Linked DNA regions of Homo sapiens: all the other regions are linked to region 2. Evidence: chromatin contacts called from ENCODE Hi-C or POLR2A ChIA-PET data. All regions are on one chromosome and are shown on one strand. The core of a region is the stretch at or near the end of the contact, and the rest is flanking DNA. Distances in the headings are between cores, read along the strand shown. Region 1 overlaps MSI2 (musashi RNA binding protein 2). Region 2 overlaps MSI2 (musashi RNA binding protein 2). Region 3 overlaps MSI2 (musashi RNA binding protein 2).

Region 1 (3,204 bases), core at 12-2,511, 84 kb after region 2:
GACTTTGGAAGGCCGAGGTGGGGAGGATCGCTTGAGGCCAGAAGTTTGAGACCAGTGTGGGTCACATAGTGAGACCCTATCTGTACAAAAAATGTGCCTGTACTCCTAGCTACATGGGAGGCTAAAGCAGGAGGGTCGCTTGAGCCCAGGAGTTCGAGGCTGCAGTGAGCTATGATTGTACCACTGCACTCCAGCCTGGGCAACAGAGTGAGGCTTCATCTCAAAACCACAAAAATAACAACAAAGCAAAATAAATAGAAATCACACCTTGGTGAAAGGGCATTTGGAGGCCTGTCAGGTAGTTTATGCTGCAGTGTTTGACATTTTGGGCTTTAATTACACAGTGGTTTAATATTTAATACTATCAAATGTTACACAGCTTTACAATTATAGTTCTACATATGAAAATTGAAAGGAACTATCAATCCACTCAAATCGTATTTAGTGATAGTAAATACCAGGTATTTTAAATAATAACTCTCATTAATTGCATCTCCACTGTGTACTAGGTACTACACGAACTGCTTTTATTAGTAGATAAATGGGGCCAGGTGCGGTGGCTCACGCCTGTAATCCTAGCACTTTGGGAGGCTGAGGAGGGCGGATCATGAGATCACGAATTCGAGACCAGCCTGGCCAATATGGTGAAACCCCATCTCTACTAAAAATACAAAAATTATCCGAGCATGATGGCAGGTGCCCGTAGTCTCAGCTACTCAGGAGGCTGAGGCAGAAGAATCACTTGAACCCAGGAGACGGAGGTTGCAGTGAGCTGAGATCGCACCACTGCACTCCAGCCTGGGTGACAGAGTGAGACTCAGCCTCAAAAAAAAAGATAAATGGGTAATTCTTACAGTCTCCCTGTGAGGTAGGTATTCTTTTGTCTTGTCACAGGTGAGGAAAATGAGGGTCCGGGACAGGAAAGTACATGCCCAATGGCACAAAGCTGCCAAGGGACAGAGAGAGCGCTCAGTCCAGGGCTAGCAAACTCCAGACCCATGCTCATTCTCCAGCCATCATTGTCACCGCTAACCCTGCTCGTGGTCTGCTTTGATGTCATGGAAAAATTGGCCCATCTGAGATGTGGCGCATTATATAAATCAGTACAGCGTAAATCACCATCATCACTTGACATTTAAGCCTTTTTTTCATTTTAATTTGGATATTACTTTGTCAAAGATTAGGCAACGTAATTTTGGCAAGGTGTTATTTTTGGCAGTGCACTTACGAATGGGTGAGTCAGCCTGGCTGTGGATGCATCATTGGTGGCAGGGCACCATGGGTTTCTTTCTTTGTCCAGAAATAGACACTGGTCTCTGGACTGGTGACACTTCAGGAGGCTCCAGATGACTGTACTGGGTGCGTGTATAGCAGCCTTCTATGAGGAACTAAAGGGGCCACCTCATCTTGGCCTCTAGATAGGACTCTATTCTTTAATGAGTCCTTCAGATATGTGGGTTCGAGTCCCATAGGGAGAGAAAAAACTTTTCCCAAAAAGTTAAAATAGAGTGATCTTTTGTGATGCATATCAAAATAAAAACCATGGGATGGCTTATGAAAATTAATGGAATTAAATTTCCCAGAAATGGCTAAAAATGTGCAGCTTGCAACCCAGCAGTTTATTAAAGACTTGAGAACATTATCTTCGCCATTCGAGTTAGATTTAAGTATATGCTTTTAACCTGGGCCACACACAGTAATAGAAGAAGCCCGACAGAAATGTAAAGACCTGCTAATTTCCTTTGTGATCTTGGGCCTCGTCTTACTTCTCTGGGCCTTGGCTATCTTTTCTACAAATTTCGGCTTTGTAGACATTGGATGAGATTTCAGATCTCTTCCAGCCCTGTAGCTGCATTCTATTCTGTTGGCCAGCGCCTGCTCATGCCTTTCCACAATTGAAGTGTCTGTTGCGTGGATCACCATCACCATCCTCCTTCTGTTCTGAGCTACATCCCAAGTTGCCCAAAGTCAGGTTAAGTCCAGCATAATTTGCCATTTGTTAAAGTATGCCTGTTGATTTGTCATCTTTCCTTCTTGACTTCCCTCCCTCAGCACAGATCTCTCATGCCAGTAGTCAAATATAAAATTTTTCATACCCACCCAGCGTTTTGCATGGGTTCTTCACTCTCTCCTGCCCGCCCCTCCTCACCAAATGAGTTCTTTCTTTGCGAAGCTGGAGCCAAACCACCAAAATGCCACAAAGACATGTGGCGCAGCTTTTTCCAGTTTTTCTCTTGCGGTAGTTACAATATTATTAAAAATCCATTAAATTTTAATGTACCCTATAAAATATGTGCTCTTGTGAAAGCAAGCACAGATAATTATTTCTGATGAATAAACCAAGAGGACAAGTATGTATGAAGTTCATGCTGCAGCATTCAATTTTTATTATATACATCTCCTGCAGGGGCAATCACTGTGATGTTCCAGCTGGTTGTGTGGAGGGCTGGTTCTTCTCAGAGATCCTTTGGGGCAGCATGAACCCTGAACTCTCCGAATGTTCTCAGAGCTTGTTATTACCTGGAAAGAGAGAGCCCTGTGTAGGAGCTGTCTTCTGTTAAGCTCTTCAAACAAAAGAATGAAGGACTAAATGAATCAGGATGAGAAAAATGCAGTCTCTCTAATACTCCAAGGTATCCTTCTGGGATGAGGAGGGAAAAATCAGACATACATTTGAAGATCTTCTACCTAGTAGCTCTGTTCCCTTGAGCCAGTCTCTTAGCTTCTCTGAGTATTTGTTTCCTAAATGGGAGATGAGCGTTCTCTCTGCCTTGGGGCTTAACAGAGGCACAGAAGAGCCTGTGTCTGGCTCAGAGTGGGAATTCTGACTTGCGGTTTCCCTCTTTCAGTCTTTTTCTTCTTCTTCTGGAGATCCTTTGAAAGTTTTCTCATAGCTCCAGAAGTTGGAAAACAGAGCTGCTGCCTGGCCTCCTGGAGTCTGTGTGGTGTGAGGCTTGGGAGCCATTAACACATGACTATCTAGTGTCACAGCTGCTGGCTCTGGACATCTCCTGATGCTTCAGGGGTGGCTTCCATATTGGTTTCCAGAGGCTGCATGCACCTGCCAGGTGGATGGAAGTGTTTCCCATGGGAGTTGCTGGGCCCCTGTCTGCCTTCTCGGGGTGCCTGTGGCCTCTGTGCCTGATGACTCTAGGGCAGGGGTCTGATGACTCCAGGACAGCCAGTGTCATCCCTTTGCTTGCA
Region 2 (3,182 bases), core at 417-2,916:
CTACCTGTGTCTGCACAGTGTTGTCATTGTCTCCTCCAGAGCTTGGGCACCACCATTTCTTTTGGCTCTTAAAATTCTCTTCTAGGCTTGGGATTTTAACCCAGGTTTCCAGATGAGGAAACTGAAGCTCAAGGAAGTTGATTACCTTCTTCCCAACTTACAGAAGCCAGTATTAGACTAGGGCCCTGACCCTGATCAGCCTGACAAGAAAACCCTTGTTTTCTTTTCCACGGCCCCACAGAGTGGCCCATGTTTCTCAAATGCTGCAATCTAGGATTGACCCCAGGAACCCCTTTGGGGTCATTACATTTTACTTCCACTGTCTGATGGCATTGGTGTGGTCCATGCGAATACTCACAGCTTTAAAACCATCTGATTGTCTCTGAGACTCATTTTCTCTCCACTTTCTCGGCCTCTAGCCTTCACGGCTGGGTGTCTCAGAGGCTGGGCTCTCTCCTCTGGGAAGGCTGTTGTCTCTGTGTCGCTGGCTAGCCTGGGTCTCAGGGGCAGTGAGAATCCCTGGCGGCTGTCCCTGTCGTGTTTACCACCTTGGCAACAAGCGCTGCTCTTGGCACCACGGTCGAGTCCTTAGCTGGACGGTGACTCGGGCTGGGGGCTCCTTCTTCACATCATGAATTGGTCTTTTGCCAAGCCAAAACAGCGGCTGCTTGCTTTTCAGAAGGAAAGGTTGTTCATATTTATTTTTTAATTAGAAAATGAATGCATGCTCCTTACAGAAGATTCAAAACATATAGAAAAGTGCAAATAAATGAATGTTTTGGTATATTATCATTTTTGTGTGCATACGTATTTAAAAACAGAATTGGAAAAGAACCCAGAATTAGAATCACGCTGTGTTGTGTGCATGTGTATGTGCTTTTGCATTTACTAGTACTTAGTAATAATTTTCACGTGTTACTAGATGGTTGTAAAAACATGATTTTTAATTGGTGTGTAACGTTCTCTCATCTCAATGTAAAATACAGATACGTTTTAAATATACCTTACCGCCAAGGACGAGATTTGTATGGGTTTTATTTTGTTTTTTATTTATTTTTGAGACAGAGTCTCTCTCTGTCGCCCAGGTTGGAATGCAGTGGCGTGATCTCGGCTCACTACAACCTCCACCTCCTGGGTTTAGGAAATCCTCCTCCTCAGCCTCCTGAGTAGCTGGGATTACAGGTGTGCGCCACTATGCCCAGCTAAATTTCTGTATTTTTAGTAGAGATGGGGTTTCACCATGTTGGCCAGGCTGGTCCCGAACTCCTGACCTCAAATAACCCACCCACCTTGGCCCCCCGAAGTGCTGGGATTACAGGCATGAACCACTGCACTGGCCTGTTTTATTTTATTTTTTGAGACAGTCTTGCTCTGTCGCCCAAGGCTGGCGTGCAATGGCACGATCTAGGCTCACTGCAGTCTCTGCCTGAGACCATAATCTCTGCGGTCTCTGTCCATGAGACCATAAATAAAGAATAAGGAGCTTGGCAGGCCCCACGCAGACTTGTTGCATCCCAGTTGCTTGGGGACCCTGAAGGCTGCATAACTCGTAGCCGGGTCTCTGCCTGGAGGAGCGGGCTGGTGTTAATTCACTGACCCGGGGAGCTGTGCCTGCCTGTCAGCCTCTCCATCTTGTTGGTGCTGAAAACCTCTCTTCCTCATTTTGGTCCCTGCTATGGCTTTTTATTCAAGGCTGTGGTTTGAGTTCTACCACAAAGCAGATAATGTGGCATGAGCAGCTCACGCAGGGACTGCCCTGCCTCCCTGTCTTCACCTACAGGGGCTGCCGAGATGGGGAAGGGCCCCACCCCTGAGTTCCCCTTTGTCTTCCTTGTCTCCTTTGCAAGGAGAGTCCTTTATTTGTTCTTTTAATGCAACTGGCCTCTCTGAAGAGGCTTTCCAGATCAATTTGGCTTGTCAGGGGTGCCAGGCTTAAGTTTTCAGGCATCTAAAGAAGTGGTGGGGGAGAGGGGATCAGACTTTTCTTTCTCTTTGTGGCTTTCAAAAGAAAATCACGGACGTTAAAATAAATGACGCAAATATCTGTATTTTTTGTATCAAAGAGACAAATGGCATAAATGCAGATTATAGGGTATTCCTTAGAACTGTCCATCACACAGGAGCTCCTGGGAAAGGCAAGCAGCCCGCGAGGCACCACCCGGTTTCACTGAGCAGAGGGTGAGTGGTGGCTTCGCGTTTGGGCAGCCTCCAGGGGGTCGGCATATTTAGATCATCGTCTCACGGATTGATTCAGGATTGTCTTAAAAGCCAACTCGGTTTCCAAGTGTTTCATTCTTGCATGCACGCTTAAGAAAGTCAAAGCCATTTCCATTGTCTTCTGTTTGATCTGCACTGACCATCCTTCAGCTCCTGCCTCCACTTGCGTGATGCTTTCTCTTCTGGTTGAAGAACTGGCAGCGTTGGTTTGGGCTGCTCCTCCCTCCCTCGGGCCCCCTCCCTGTGGCACGGACTTGCCCTGCTGTCGTGGATGATGGTCTGTGTGCAAGGGGTTGAGTCCCGTTTGCCATGCTCCTGGTGTTTCTAACTTCTCAGCCTTTCGTTTCACACCCTGCCATGATGACAGTATATCCATTTTTCATTCTTTGGGACATTTTCTCTCCAAGGAAAGATGCTCATGCACGTTTGCAGTGGGTGAACTGTTGCCTTCCTGTGATCAGTCATTGGTAGGGCTGCTTCTGTGTCTCCACCCGTGAGTCTCCATCACCAGTTGAGGACCTTTGGGTCTCCTGACTCCCAGAAACTTTTCCAGCTTCCCATGGTCTGTGCTTAGGGTGTATTCTGGGCCATGGCCTCCTGGAAAACCATTTTCCCAGCTGAGATGGATTCCCCAAGGTCCCTGGCCTCCAGTGTGGCGGTCCCTCAGAAGCTCATCAGTGACCGGGAATGGAACTGACTGCTATAAAGTTGTGAGCCTGCCCAAAACTGGGCAGCAGAGGTGTTGGAATTCAGCCCACCTGGGCTCAAGTGTGGGTTCCAGCCCTTCCTAGCTTGTTGACCTTGAGTGATACTGACTAACATTTCTTGACCATTTGCCCTAGGTTGGCTTACCTTAACTCCATGATGTCTCATTTAGTCCTCACAGTAGCCCTCTGAGAAAGGTATTATTCTTACCTTACTAGGCTTCAAAGAGGCTCAGATCCATGGAGCTAGTAAGTGATGGG
Region 3 (2,924 bases), core at 338-2,837, 100 kb after region 2:
TGACCTCAGGTGATCCGCAGAGGCATAAGCCACCATGCCCGGCCTAGGAATTTTGTTGTATGTCTGTTGAGTTGAGTTGCTCAGGACTTGTTGCAGTAGGGGACACTTTCATTAGGTTTCTGTTTCCCGAGGCATGATTTAAGGCACATTTCTCCGTCCCTCTGGTTGATGCTGGGGAAGGCTTGGCTTCTGGCAGTTTTTGATTGCTCAGATCAAGCCTATGTGATTCATGGGATTTTACAGGTTGGAGGCTGAGAGGTATTTGTAGGTCTGGATGAGGATTTGCACTCAACCTGGTTGTGGCATGTCGTAGTCAAACTATGGCCTCACCTGATTTAGAGGACGAGGAGGACTCTGCAGAAAGCACTTCCTTGGCTGTTGGTAGAGATTAGATATTTGCGGGCAGAGAGTTGGGTCAACCCAAGCCTTCATCAACATCCCACAGGGACCTCCCTTGAGGTGACTTTCATTCATTAGATGGAGGATGGCATTGCAGGTCCTGTGCCAGGCACTGGGGAGATAGGCTTTGTCTTTTTTTTTTTTTTTTTGGTGGCATCTCTCGCTCTGTCGCTCAGGCTGGAGTGCAGTGGCACGATCTTGGCTCACTGCAACCTCTGCCTCCCGGGTTCAAGTGATTCTCCTGCCTCAGCCTCCTGAGTAGCTGGGATTACAGGCGTGCGCCACCTTGCCCAACTAATTTTTTGTATTTTTAGTAGAGAAGGAGCTCACAGCATAGTAGAAGGCTCAGACTTTGGACTATTTCCTAAGAATCTGATAAGTGAATACATTTCCAGGATTCTTAGCGGATGGCCCGAAGTCTTGGGATAGTGTGTGAGGGCCAGAGGGGAAAATTGAAACAATGAAGAGAATTGAGAAATTCCTCATTGGAAACTTCTGTCTGTGATGCTTGGGGTGGGATAAGAGGGGGGGTCTGTTCTAGCTAAGATTCAATACCAATGGTTATCTCTTTGATTATAGCTTAGGGTGAGGCTGAGTGATCTATCTCCACTGTTTGGTCTCCCCAGAGTTAGCTGTTTATTTCAAACCACCAGTCACTTGTGGTGTTTTGACCTAGAAGCCATGCAAGGCAGTTTGAACTGTGCTTGAAAGGGTGGGGAGGCAGGGCTTGTTCTGAACTGTGAGCTGAGGAGGCAGCGATGGGTGCCCTGTGCTCTAATAGAGGTCTGAGAAGTGAACTGGGTGGCCAGCTGGGTCTGCCTGCTGAGAGCTTGCTGGGGCACAGGAAGCCGTGCCCCTCATTCCCTTTGAAATAGCTTTGTGTTTGTCATTCTTGTGACTTGGATACCCTTTTGGACCCCGTATCTGTGGGCTTAGCATCAGTCAGATGCTGTTTATCAGACAGTCTTACCTGGGGTTTGTTATCCGTGTGTGTGTGTGTGTGTGTGTGTGTGTGTGTGTGTGTGTGTGTGTGTGTGTGTAGCGTGGCTGGGTCAGACTGGATTCCTTGTTGAGCATCTAGCTAAAAGAGGTTAAGAGGAGGCTCATATACTGCTGAAGGCCAGAGGGCTTTGCTGAACGCTGGTCATCTTAAAAACGAGCTGGGCTATTTATAATTTGGCAGGCTGCCATGGGACTTGAATGAATGGCAGTCTGTGCAGGCTCACATACTCTGTGTACTGAGTCTGAGCGTGGGTTTGTTCATTTATGTGCCCCTGTGCATGGGTGTGGATGTGATTTCCTGGCGTGCAGGGTAAGGACTGAGGAGGTGGGGAAGCAGGTTTTGCCCTGGTCCTCTGGTCCGCCAAGAGGCCACAGGTACCCTTATTTATGCCTGGGATGTTGGTGTTTCTGGTATTTTAAGCCACAGAAACGTTTGAGGGAGTAGACCTGGACTATCTCTTTTTACTCCTGAGGAAACTAGGCCAGAGGGGTTCCCTTGGGCTCAGAGGAGGCCTCGGGTCAGGGGCCATCCCGGGTGGGAGCTGTAGCTCTGGCCAGCTTGCTCCTGTCAACACTGCCCCCTGCCGCTCTCCCAGGGCTGCAGGGACCTGGTCGTGCTGGAGACGGATGTTTTCAGGCAGCGCTTTGTAGGAGGCAGTGACGCTGGTAACCCACTAATGTGAGGATGAAGTCTTTGTATTCTGTTTCCATTGACGGGGACGGGTTTGCAGAACCACCCACACCCTTGCCTGGGCCTGGTGACTCATGAGGACAAGATGGCTGACCAAGGAGAGGGAGAGGTTCCACTCCCTCCAAGGCCCAGGGCTGACTCTTTTTCATGCATTTGGTGCTAAATTGCTGCCCTGAGGCTCTTGAATAGCTTGTATGAACTCTGGTCCACCCCTCTTGCCTCTCCTAAATCCCTTGGGAGGTGTCCCCATGCCCTACACACTGCCTGCTCTGTCACCTCACCACCCTGCAACCAGCTGGGCTGGCTGGTTTTCACTGCTGGGAGGTAGATTTTTTTTCAAGAAGTATGAAAGTATCATTGGCATATAGACAGACCTCTGCACTCAGCTGGAACTGGGTTTTGAATCGCAGCTTCAGGACTCAATAATGTTGTAAATCTCTGAACTTCTTGGAGACTTTGTTTTAGGAAGACAGGACCCTATAAGACAAAGTCCCTCTGTGAGGTCCAGCACAGAAGGCATCTCTCACCAGGGTCCCTTTCTTTTCCCTTTTCTCTCAGCCTGATTCTGTGCTTTCTTTCTTCCTTTTCGTTGTTATTTAAACTTATGCATGTAATTTCAGCCTCATAAGGGACATTATGTAGATTAATTGCCATATGGGAAGTACTTAAAGCATGTTGCCTGGCACACAGTAGGTGTGTAGCAATAGTAGTCATTGTTTTAGGCAAAGATGATGCCTGCAGGGGTTTCTTTCATTATTATTTCACTATTTATTTCATAATTGTAGCTTCATGGGGAGGACAGAAGGGTGAAGGGATCTCAGGGAGGCATTCT

Evidence for each region. Hi-C counts contacts between places; a loop is a spot of excess contacts on that map. ChIA-PET counts read pairs that join two places held with the same protein, here RNA polymerase II (POLR2A). Pooled maps may share reads with other maps.
Region 1: a pooled map shows a loop between it and region 2 (2.1-fold over the local background). The contact joins two enhancer-like sites. A Hi-C loop is called at or near these places in 2 of 168 maps with a recorded cell type or tissue (aorta and transverse colon) and 2 of 50 pooled maps. POLR2A ChIA-PET finds 5 or more read pairs at or near these places in 2 of 52 experiments (GM12878 and WTC11).
Region 3: a loop to region 2 is called in a pooled map, with 2.2 times the contacts of the local background. The contact joins two enhancer-like sites. A Hi-C loop is called at or near these places in 1 of 168 maps with a recorded cell type or tissue (transverse colon) and 4 of 50 pooled maps. POLR2A ChIA-PET finds 5 or more read pairs at or near these places in 2 of 52 experiments (A549 and naive thymus-derived CD4-positive, alpha-beta T cell).

The regions. Positions count from the first base shown.
Region 1 is chr17:57,421,635-57,424,838 of GRCh38, forward strand. All of the region lies in intron 6 of MSI2 (musashi RNA binding protein 2), which reads left to right. Among named protein-coding and RNA genes, the nearest start is that of MSI2, 170 kb to the left of the region's middle. RefSeq lists enhancers at 1,131-1,310, 3,194-3,204 and a silencer at 1,160-1,360. Within about 2 kb of position 1,262, at least 10 of the 41 ENCODE cell types and tissues checked have a DNase peak (open chromatin) inside an H3K27ac peak, as active enhancers do; they include GM12878, where a contact is called at or near this core.
Region 2 is chr17:57,337,050-57,340,231 of GRCh38, forward strand. The region is part of intron 5 of MSI2 (musashi RNA binding protein 2); the gene reads left to right. Among named protein-coding and RNA genes, the nearest start is that of MSI2, 82 kb to the left of the region's middle. RefSeq lists a silencer at 1,517-1,684 and an enhancer at 1,586-1,735. Within about 2 kb of position 1,667, at least 3 of the 41 ENCODE cell types and tissues checked have a DNase peak (open chromatin) inside an H3K27ac peak, as active enhancers do; they include GM12878, where a contact is called at or near this core.
Region 3 is chr17:57,439,029-57,441,952 of GRCh38, forward strand. The region is part of intron 6 of MSI2 (musashi RNA binding protein 2); the gene reads left to right. Among named protein-coding and RNA genes, the nearest start is that of MSI2-AS1, 170 kb to the right of the region's middle. RefSeq lists a silencer at 1,701-1,760 and an enhancer at 2,171-2,230. Within about 2 kb of position 1,588, at least 24 of the 41 ENCODE cell types and tissues checked have a DNase peak (open chromatin) inside an H3K27ac peak, as active enhancers do.